2 separate regions of the Homo sapiens genome follow, and region 2 is linked to region 1. A link is a contact called in ENCODE Hi-C or POLR2A ChIA-PET data. All regions are on one chromosome and are shown on one strand. The core of a region is the stretch at or near the end of the contact, and the rest is flanking DNA. Distances in the headings are between cores, read along the strand shown.

The links. A loop is a pair of places that touch in the nucleus more often than their neighbours do. ChIA-PET counts read pairs that join two places held with the same protein, here RNA polymerase II (POLR2A). Pooled maps may share reads with other maps.
Region 2: a loop to region 1 is called in a map of HepG2, with 11 times the contacts of the local background. The contact joins two enhancer-like sites. A Hi-C loop is called at or near these places in 1 of 168 maps with a recorded cell type or tissue (HepG2) and 2 of 50 pooled maps. POLR2A ChIA-PET finds 5 or more read pairs at or near these places in 5 of 52 experiments (SK-N-SH, WTC11, activated T-cell and 1 more).

Annotation. Positions count from the first base shown.
Region 1 is chr6:43,950,432-43,955,642 of GRCh38, forward strand. No RefSeq gene overlaps it. Among named protein-coding and RNA genes, the nearest start is that of LINC03040, 48 kb to the right of the region's middle. RefSeq lists an enhancer at 231-1,216. Within about 2 kb of position 3,485, at least 7 of the 41 ENCODE cell types and tissues checked have a DNase peak (open chromatin) inside an H3K27ac peak, as active enhancers do.
Region 2 is chr6:43,815,644-43,820,930 of GRCh38, forward strand. The region is part of intron 1 of LOC105375070 (a long non-coding RNA gene); the gene reads left to right. Among named protein-coding and RNA genes, the nearest start is that of LINC02537, 34 kb to the right of the region's middle. RefSeq lists enhancers at 1,461-1,510, 1,631-1,690. Within about 2 kb of position 1,713, at least 2 of the 41 ENCODE cell types and tissues checked have a DNase peak (open chromatin) inside an H3K27ac peak, as active enhancers do.

The DNA.
Region 1 (5,211 bases), core at 2,235-4,734:
CAGGCCACAGGGTGGGCCACTTCTGCGAGTTTTCTCTCTGCCAGTTTCATGACCTCCATCAGGTCTCTGGCTCCCATCCTGCCAGCTCTGGGTTCTGAGATGAGTGGAGCCTTTGTCTGATGGGTAGACTAAGCCTGAGACCCTAGAGGCATCACTTCTTTTCTCAAATGTTTAAACGGGAGGGGCATGGGGGTAGGAGCAGTTAGGGAGAGCCAGGGCACAACCCCAGGTCTGTGTTCTCCCAGCCCAGGTTCTTTCTATTGTTCCCCAAGCCCTCAGCCCCGGTCTCACTCCCTTACTCCTCACCTACTTCTATCTCACTGTTTTCTAGAAAGAAGAGGCAGTAGGAAGAACAGGGCTCTATATCAAGCCCTGTTGCTGAGTGGACTCATATCTCATCAGTCTTGTCCCCCCAGGCTTGTCTCCATGTTTAGCAGTCCAACCTGTGCATGAATGACTAGAAATCAAGAGGAAGGCGAGCTGTGGCCATGTGAGAGGTATGGTTCCCGGCATTCCACGTTCAGAAGGAAGTGGGCATCATCCAGCTGTTGGGTTCCAGGACAGGCCCTTGAAGGGAAGGGGTGGCATGGGCATGCAGATGCAGAGGGAGAGGAGAATGCAGGGGGTGAATTGGGAGAAGCCCCTGTTTGCAGTTTGCAGTTTTCCTGCAACATGTGGTCTTACCTGCCATGAGCTGGGCAGGCAGGGCAGCAGCTGTGCTAGCCTGGGAAGGGCAAGTAAAGCCTGGAATGGTCAGGGTTCATAGCAAGCAGGGCCCAGCTCTCCAGCAACCTCTCCCAGGGCAGGAGGCATGGGCTCTGGAAGTCTCCAAGTCTTCCTCTGTACATGTGGGTCCCCACATCTGTTCTCTGCAGGCAGGAGACACATTCTCAGCCTGAGAGGGAAGTTGGGCTTGTCCCTGCTTACAGCACCTCTCCCTGGCGGGCCCAGCTGGCCCAGAGGTGAAGGGTGAGCAGGCAGGCAGCCTTGGCAGTCCAGAGGAGCAGCAGCACACCCTGGGGGCGGCCCGAGCCCTGGCAGCCAACTCTGCTGTCCTTGCAGTGCAGCCAGAGACAGGAGGGGGCTGCTCAGGGTCCTGCTCTGAAGGATGGGGCTGGAGTTTGACATACTTAGCTTGGGTCGCACAGGAGATAGGGGTGCCCTGGGATGAACCCCTCTGCCTGGCTGCTGCAGGGCGGCCTAGCAGCAGCTGGAAGAATCAGTTCTGGGCCAGGGCCCTGCCAGAGCTTTCACCCCCACCCAGGGTAGAGCACCTGGAAGTGCCCCTCAGAGACAAGTCCCTTGATCTCTTGGGGCCCCCATTCCCTCAGGCAGCTCATGGAGGCCTCTCAGGGCTAAATGAGATCATGCGGATGGCGTGGTTAGGACAGTCTGACACAAGGGCAGTGTTTGTGAGTGTGAGTTGCCGCTACTGTGGTGGTGTCATTAGTAATATTCCTCTACTCTAGGCCACTCCCCACCCCTGCCTGAGGCAGCTCTTGTCTGATGCCAACTGAGATTAGGGTCATTTGGGTGAGGGCCATGAGGCCGGACTTTGTGTGTGGGGTGGGGGTATGGGGGAACTCCCCACAAAGAGGCGGCTCCTTCTGGTGGGGCTCAGGGAAGAAAGAGAAGGCCTCAGACAAGATGCTGGATTTCAGGAGGTGGGAATCCTGACTCCCAGCTCAGCCTCTGAAGGTGCTGGGTGTCTGAGATGAGTCTGTGTTGCAGGAGTGAGTGTCATGGGGCTTTGGCCACAGAGATGCCACCCAGAAGCCAGCAGAGGCACCCTGTAGGGGGCCTCCAAGTGGAAAAAGAGCAGGCTTAGGCAATGCATTGTCAGCCACACCACCTCAAAGGCCTTATCTCTCTGAGTTTACTGCCTTTGGCTTTTTAAATACTCCAGCCTGGTCCCTGGTGCTAAAAAGAATTAAAGGACAGCACCTGTGTCCATCATTCATTCATTCACTCCTTCCTTCTTTCAGTGCCTGTAAGATGTAGGATCAACAAGACACACGCCTGCCCTCAGGCTGTGGTGGACACTCCCTTGAACAGGCTCATACCTCTCCCCACAAGACCACTGTGAGATGGCATCAGAATCTGGCGAGAGACCCCCATGGGGCAGATCCAGGCACCAAGCTGCCGCTCTTAGTCAGGAAGGTACTTCCAGTGCCAATTTTGGGAGTTCTGGGCTCATCTTTATTAAACAGGTGGCATTTCCATACTGTCCCATTATCCATCAGGAAAATGGAAGTTTCCTGTTCCTTCTCTGTGTCCACATTTGTGGACATTGCCAAAGTTCTGACAATGGCCTACCACCAGCCCCTACAAAATCTAGTCCCTCCTACTTCTCTGATCTCACCTCCCACTACTCTCCCTCATTCATTCCACACTGGTCTCCTTGCTATTCCTCCAATAAACAGCTCTGTTTCCACCCCGGGGCCTTTGCATGTGCTGCTCCCCCTACAGGGCATGTTCTCCTCCAGTCATGCACATGGCTCCCAGTTTCAAGTCTTTACTCAAATGTTATCCTCTCAGGGTGGCCTTCCTTGACCTCCCCATTTAAAATTGCATCACACCCTACACCCTTCACTCCTGTCCCCTTTCCCTTTATCTTTCTCCAGTGCACCTACCACCCTCTAAAATTGTGTTTAATGTTTGTCACCCTGCACTTGAATGCCAGCTCCATGAAGTCAGGGACTTTTGTCAATTTTGCTCACTGCCGTTCTAGTGCCTAGAACAGGGTCTGGCACATAGAAAGTTTTCAGTAAATATGCTGAATAGGAAAGGGAGGCAATATTCAGAATCTACAAACCCCAAGGAGACTGCAGCATGGTCTCCATGGGGGTGGCAAGTGGCCAGTAAGTCTTGCTGGGGGGTGACCTGACCTACAGCCATGGGCACATGAGTGGAAGGGCTGCAAGGCAGGGTGCCGAGGGAAGAGCCAAGGGTCATGCCCCTTGTTCCCTTAGTGCCACCTCATTCTGGATGCAGCTTGATGTGTCTGTTAGGAAAGGGAAGTTACCTTAACTGGGCACCTACTATGTGCCTGGCAAATTTCATGCACTTCCCCTTTACAGCAGCCCATGAAGCAGCAGAGGAAGAAACCAAGACCCAGAGAGGTTACTTAACTTGCCTAGAGTCACAGAGCTAGTAAGGGAGGGAGGAGAACTCACACCTAGGTCTGATTCCTTGCATTACTGTCTACCCCGGGGATGGTGAGAAGGACTCCATAGGCTCAGTTGGAAGAATTAAGAACTTGTGATTCTGCAGAGCGGTCTCCATGGGGACAGCACGGGTTGATGGGGTGGGCTGAAGCAGCCTGGGCTCCCATATATGCTGTTAGGCACTTCAGTTCCAACCATGGGAAAAATCTAGGCCCTTTAGCTCCCATCATGGGGTGAATCCCCTACCCTGGGTGAGCGGTGGGAGTTTCTCAAGGCCATCTCAGGGGTCAGGGACAGCTTGACTCAGCTCCTGCTGGCTGGCAGCTCCCTCTGCTGGACCCAGCCCCAAGGACGAGCTCAGACACAGGGACGCCTCCGTCTGTCTGCACTTGGGCTCTGGCAGCCCCCCCACATTGCATGCGGGGCAGTCACATGCAGGGCACCTGCCAGGTCCTCAACGTGTCAAGGGACAGGATCTTCCAGAGGACCTAATCTGGGTGACCTGGGAACCTTACATGGGGAAGAGAATAGGAAGGAGCTTTGACCACCGCCACTACCACACTCAGCCCAGACACAACGGCTGCATCTGCAGACAGGGGCTGGGTCTCCTCATGGGGCAGGGAGCTCCCTATAAGCAGGGGCTGACTCTCCCATCAGACTGGAAACTCCCTGAGGGCAAGGGTTCTGTCTTTCTCCTTCAGACTGGGAGCTCCTGGTTTGTCCCTCTGCTCACCTGTGATAGAAGCCCAGCTTAGCCCCCCAGGCTGGGCCAGCCCCCAAGGCATCCTGGGGCACTTTCTCAGCAGCCTGGCCACTCCCAGCCCCCAGACACCTGTCCCCGCCACTCTCCCCACTCCCTAGGCTCCTCCACCCTGCTGTCAGAGCAGAGCTGACACTGGGTAGTGCTGGTAAGTGCCACCCTGACCTCAGCAGCCCTGGAGGCAGTGCAGTGAGTGGCCTAAAGAGCTGTGCCAGGGATGGGACGTGACTGCCCCCCTGAACTCAGCTGCAGGCTTGGCCATGAGGAAAGCGATACCTCAGGGAGGCGGAGTGACCAGTGACATCAGCGTACGTGACTGTCAGCCCAGCTCTCCCCTCTGCCCTCCACCCTCCCCCACCCCACAGTGCCTGCCGAGCACACTGACCTTCAGCTCACGGGCACAGGCCTCTCTATGTGCCCGCTCCAAGGAGAGGGGCAGTGCCCAAGGGGATGGGGCTGCTCTCTGACTCCTTGTCTTCTAAGTGAGTGCTCAGGGGGTGGAGGAGAACACAGGCCCCAGCCCTCTGCAGCCTGGGCTTCTGGATCAGGAGCCAGCTTCTTACTGGGTGACCCTCCCCGGCAGCCCTGCCCTGAGGAAACTGATCATTCTCTTGGCTCTGCGAGACCTTCCTTCTGAGTGTCTGGCAGGCTTCTAGTGACTTGAAGCCAGTGTAGAGGGCAACTGGCTTCCCACCCCGAGCCTGCTGATGGAACTGCCAGGCCTGCATCCCTAGGGGCAGAGTCCCTGCCCAGATGAGCAGTGCTGGCTGTCCCAGGGAAGCAAGTTCAACTACCTTGGATGACCACCATTTGTCCCCGAGATGGCTTCTGCAAAAGCCTGTCTAAGTGCCCCCCTAGACCCCACCCAAGGAGTGCCAGGTCCAGAGCTCAGCATTCTATTATAGCTTCCAGCCTGGGGAAGACCAGTCAGAGACACCAAAAACTAGACCACAGTTGCCAAATTTGTTCCCTTGTGCACTTTTGTCAGTGAATATATCATTGTGCATCTCAGTATAGGTATATTTCTTTATTTAAAAATTATGTATGTTAAGGCCAACATTGCAGGTAGGCTGAAGTGTAATACTAGTTGTGGCAAGAAAAATCATCAAAACAGCAAGACATCTAACAGGGACATCCAGGAGCACGAAAGCCATAGTGAGCCTTGATGAGCTCCCACCTACCCCTGACGATGTGGAAGGTTGTATGCACACTGGGGGAGACTGAAAGAGCTTGGCTATCTACTCATCCCTGGCTGAGCATACAGAGAGTTAAATTCAGGGGAGA
Region 2 (5,287 bases), core at 463-2,962, 140 kb before region 1:
AGTTTAATTCCTTCGAACCATAATTTATTGAGTCATTGTGTTAGGCTCTGGGAATACTAAGAAAAATAAGACACCATTCCTGCCCTCAAGGAGTCTAGTCATGGAGGCAGATACCAAGATTGTTTTTATGACAGCCCACATCAGTTGGGAATATATTTGGTATCAAGCAACAGAATACCCAACAGACAGTGGCTTGAGCAATAAAGACATTGATCAATATCACATCACTGGAAGTCTGGAGGCAGAGGGTTCCAGCTTTGGTGAAAGGATGACATCAATGATGCTATCAAAACTCAGCCTTTTTCTATCCTTCTGCTCTGCCATCTTCAACGTGTTAATTTTTGTCTCCATGCTTGTTGCCTCCTGGTCACAAGATGGCTGCTATGGTGACTCCTATAATTATATTCAAGGCAGAAAAGAAAAAAGCCAAGGAGAGAAAGGGGCTCTATTTTTATCAGGGAAGAAACGTGTTTCCCAGATACCCCCTCTGAAAATGACCTCTCATGTATCATTGGGCACAACTGAGAGGAAATGCTTCAGGGAGGCTGGGAAACTGAGGGACTAGCAAATAGGAACAGGATGCTGGTGATGTCTTAGATGAAGCTTGACTCATCTTCTGGGCCTAGATACATTGTCACCCGAAAAGGTGAGGTTCTGGTGGCAAGGAAGAAAGGGTGGAGCAGAATCACTGTTAGGTAGGATGAGCAGTGCCTGCCTTGTGTGGTAAGAGCTAGGATAGGCTCAGGATGCAAAGAGAAACCAGAGGAGCAGAGTTGGCCTAACTTGGGGGCTCAGGGAAGGGTTCCTGGAAAAGGTGGCTCCTGAGTGAGTTTTAGAGCAGCTGTATCAAGAACAGTTGCAACGTCATCCTAGGTAGATTGACAGCAGGAGCAGAAGCAGAAATAGACATGTGAAATAACCTAGTATGTCCAGGAAAGTGAGCACAATTAGATATTTAGTTAAGTGATGGGGAGAGAGAGAGACAGAGAGAGAGAGAGAGGAGGTGCAGGTGGAGAGGGGAAGAAACCAGGCCACGGTGGGCTTTGAAAGTCATGCTGTCAACCTTGTCTAACCAATTTATCCTGGCTTCTGCCAGTGCAGGGGCAGGGCTGGCTGTGCAATTTAGAAATATTACTCAATGCTGGTACAGAGATTGGGTGGGTGGGAGAGGCCGTGAGAAGCTCAGAGTGCAGCAGGGAGACCAGCAAGGAGGTTCTTGCAGCCATCCAGATGAGAGCTGTGGAGGGCCTGGAACAGACTTGGGCCTGGAACAGACTTTCCAAAGTCAGACTGCCAATATTTCAGCAAAAAGACAGGCAGGGTTCCATGCCACGAATCTCTGGGTGGGATAGCTGTCTCAAGAGGGCTGGGAAGCTCTCAAAAATGTACATGACACTGTGCAATCCCACACAGGGTAGTCTGCGTCCCAGTAATGAAGGAAGAAGGGAGGTGACCACAGAAATCAGTGTGTGGCAGGAGAGCTCTTTGCCAAATTGCTGTGTTAAGGAGGCTTGAACAGAGAAGGGAAGGACAGATGTGAGACAGGACTACGGGCCTGTAAAGAGAGTTTCTGGAAGATAAAAATAGGTAGAGGTTTGTGAAAGATGCTAGGGGCAACCCAGGCTTGTTTAGCTGTGATCATAGCCAGTCAAGATCAAGGGATCCAGAGGCTGCAGTTGGGCCTGATGACACAGCACGGGTGGGGAGTGTACGAAGAGTAGGGCTCCTTGCTGCCCCCTGGCAGGAGAGCAGCCTGCAAACCCAGAGGGCAGCAGTAGATGACACAGAGGCCCAGGGAGCCCTGGAGGTGGGATGGGCCCTCCCCTCTCCACTGCTGCTGGGGTGTTCAAAGGGCCTCTCCCCATAAAACAACACTTGGGGCACAAAGGAAGCTTGTGAACCAGACTGCTGGGGCCACTTTGTCCCACCTGAGAAAGCCAAGAGCACGGGGGCCTTGAGAAGGGAAAAACGTGGTTCTGAGTTTTAAAAAGAGTCCTGGGCAAGGATCCTTGTGGATTATGGAAGGAGTAGTTAGTGAGCATTAGAAAAGTGGGAAGCTTCTGGATAGCTGGAAACATGGCCGTTCCTGGAGGGCGGTGCGCCCAGGGAGGGCATGGAAGCTCCACGTCCTTCCTGCATACCTTGTCTTACGCATCTGTTCATTGTATCCTTGGTACCCCATGTCTGAAGGACATAAAATGATCTTGACACCTGAAACATCCATGCTGTCCCGGGTGATGTCAGAAAAACACTCTAATGAGGACAGCAGTGCCCAGGAGGGTTCCATAATAAAATGGAAATGGCTTATACAGAATCATGCAACCTGAGGAATGTAAGGAGGAGATATGAGCAGGGAGCCTCATTACACCCTAGGACTGACTGTGGAACTGTGTGAGGAGCTGTGGATCCTACAGTGCTCTCAACTGACCAGCAAATAGCTGCTTGGTTTGTGGATGGCAGTTCCAAGGTAAATGGACAACCTCCTGTTTGGAAGGCTGCTACTATGATCCAAGAAGGTAAAAACTAATCAGCTTGGTGGGCTGAATCACATGCTGCTTTCCTAACAGCGATGGAAGAATTGAACGATGCCAGAAGCCCCTGTGGTTGGGTTTTTACCGACTCATGGGCATTGGCCAATGGCCTGGCCAGATGGTTAGGCAGAAGGGCAATAGAAACCTGGCTTATTGAAGAAATGCCCTTACGGGGCATGGCCCTGTGGAAATCTGAGGGGTGCCTTAAAGTAGAACATGTCAACGCCCACTAAGAAAGCCCCTCTCCATGTTTGCAAGGTGACTGGAATTGACAAGCAGATATCTCTGTTTCTTTGAGGTGTTCACCTGGGTCCTTGAAATGAGCAGAGATGGGGGTGCAGAGAAGGGCTGGATCTAGACATGTTCCTTTTGTACCCTCTCCGGCACAAACTGCTAATAAGACTGTTCTGTTTGTCAGCAAGAGAGCCAGAGACTGCCAATGGCTATGTGGCCATTTCCCTGGTGGGAAGGCCCTAAAGAAAGCTGGCAAGTGAGTGGTACCCTGAGGGGCTACAAGTGGGTCTTGACAGAAATAGACACTGGCTCTGGAGTGGACTTTGCTTACCTGGTGGAAGATGAAAATTTTTAGAGTGCCATAAAAAAAAAAAAAAAAAACCAGAACAGAAAATATCGCATGGATTTGGATGGCCAACCATCCTTTTTTCAGACCAAGGAACACAGTGTACAGCCCATAATATCCAGCAATGAGCAGATAGCTATCCTCCTCAGAGTAAGAGTTTGATAGAGAAGTGGAATGGGCAATTAAAACATCAGTTGCTGGCCGGGAGCAGTGGCTCACACCTGTAATTCCAGCACTTTGGGAGGCTGATGCGGGTGGATCACTTAGGTCAGGAGCTCGAGACCAGCCTGACCAACATGGCGAAACACCGTCTCTACAAAAAATACAAAAATACAAAAAATAAAAAAATTAGCTGGGCATAGTGGCACACACCTATAATCCCAGCTACTCCAGGGGCTGAGGCAGGAGGCAGGAGAATGCTTGAACTCAGGAGGCGGAGATTGCAGTGGGCCGAGATTGCACCACTGCACTCCAGCCTGGGTGACAGAGTGAGACTTTGTCTCAAAAATAAATAAATGAAATAAAAATAAAAATTGGTTTTCTAAGACAAAGTCGAGATGAAAGCACGCAGGGCTGGCTTACATGCCTTCACAAGTGCGTGCTCACCTCAACATGAGTGGGACTGAAGAGGCGTCCCCACTGGGTTTTTCTCTGTTTTTCTGGTTGATCTGGGGAAGATGGGGCAGGGAGGATGCTGGTATGACGATGCAATTCTTGCCAAGGGAGGAGTACACTGGTATAACGACTATATATATTTTTTCTTCCCCAAATCACCTTAAAAATTTTTTTCCCCTGCCTGATGCAGTGGTTCTAGGACCAGGGCTGCAACCAAAAGTGCTGGAAGCAGGGATGATTTCTAAGCAAGACACTGTCACTATGCTTTTAAACCTTACATCAGAATTCTTAAGTGCCTAATGGGGGAGGGTTGTGCCTTTACCCCACCTAGCAAAAGTGGGGCTAAGAGTGAATGCAGCTATATTGCCTGGTGGTAAAAATAGCTCACCAGTTCTGCACCTATGTAACTTTACCCTATCTGAATGGGAGCGAACTGAGGAGGAAGTACTTGCTAAGCTTGTATTGCTGCCTGCAAACTAGACTAGCACAGTGGCGATTCTAATGTCCCTTCCAAAGGTGAAAAAGTTTGGGTATTAATGGAGAGAAGGAGAAACAGTAGCTGAGGGTAAAGGAATGAACAAATGGGTTATAAATGGAGGGAAGTCCAACATTACATTAACACCTTCAAAGAGACTCAGAGCAAGTGACGACATTATTGCTTAGCTCAATTATAACAGATGCCCAAAAGGTGAAAACGATGTTTGCTGAGACCATTCATGCTTTTGGAACCTGACAAGATTGAAAGGAAGCCTACAAGCCTGAGTGGCCTCCCCTGGGAGACATATTCGTACCTTACAATGATTGACTGGACTAATTACTAATGACTGAATGGGATTCTCGCAATGTGGCAGTATGTTTCTTTTTTTTAAACTAAAAGTAATTCCCAGAACTGAGCAGATGTGGCAGTATGTTTTGAGTTGTACATTCTTTTGATGTGAAGGATTCATGTTTGAAAACAAGGGAATGGCCTGTGATATTACGATTGTGTGTGTGTGTGTGTGTGTGTGTGTAGGGTTTTGTCCATGGTTCCTGGCTCATAATTCCCATAGCTTTTGATACAATCTTGATACAGACATAGCCTTTGATACATGGTTGTCATAACATGGTTGTCATAATGTTGGGGTGCTTACAGAATCTTGCTCTCTAAATTTCTCCTGTCCTCCTTTTACCTGCCCAAGGCAAGACTCTAATCTGATTGTAGGTCAAAAGACCCTTATTCCAGAGAGGGTCCTGCCCCATCCTCTGGAGGAAAGAATGCTGCACAGAGAGGCCAAGAAGAATCCAAACAGACAGGCCCTGCTGGGTTCCTACTCTGTATGTTAGTGTGAGATCATACTCTTTTTGTCCAATCATATTTCTACGGAGTTGTCAGTCATGCCTACGTAATGAAGCCTCCATAAAACTCCAAAAGGACAGCATTCGGAGAACTTCCGGATAGCTGAACACGGGGTTCCTGGAGTGTGGCCAGCCCAGGGAGGGCATGGAAGCTCCGTGACCCTCCCCACATACCTTGCCCTATGCACCTCTTCATTGTATCATTTGTAATATTTTTTATGGTACA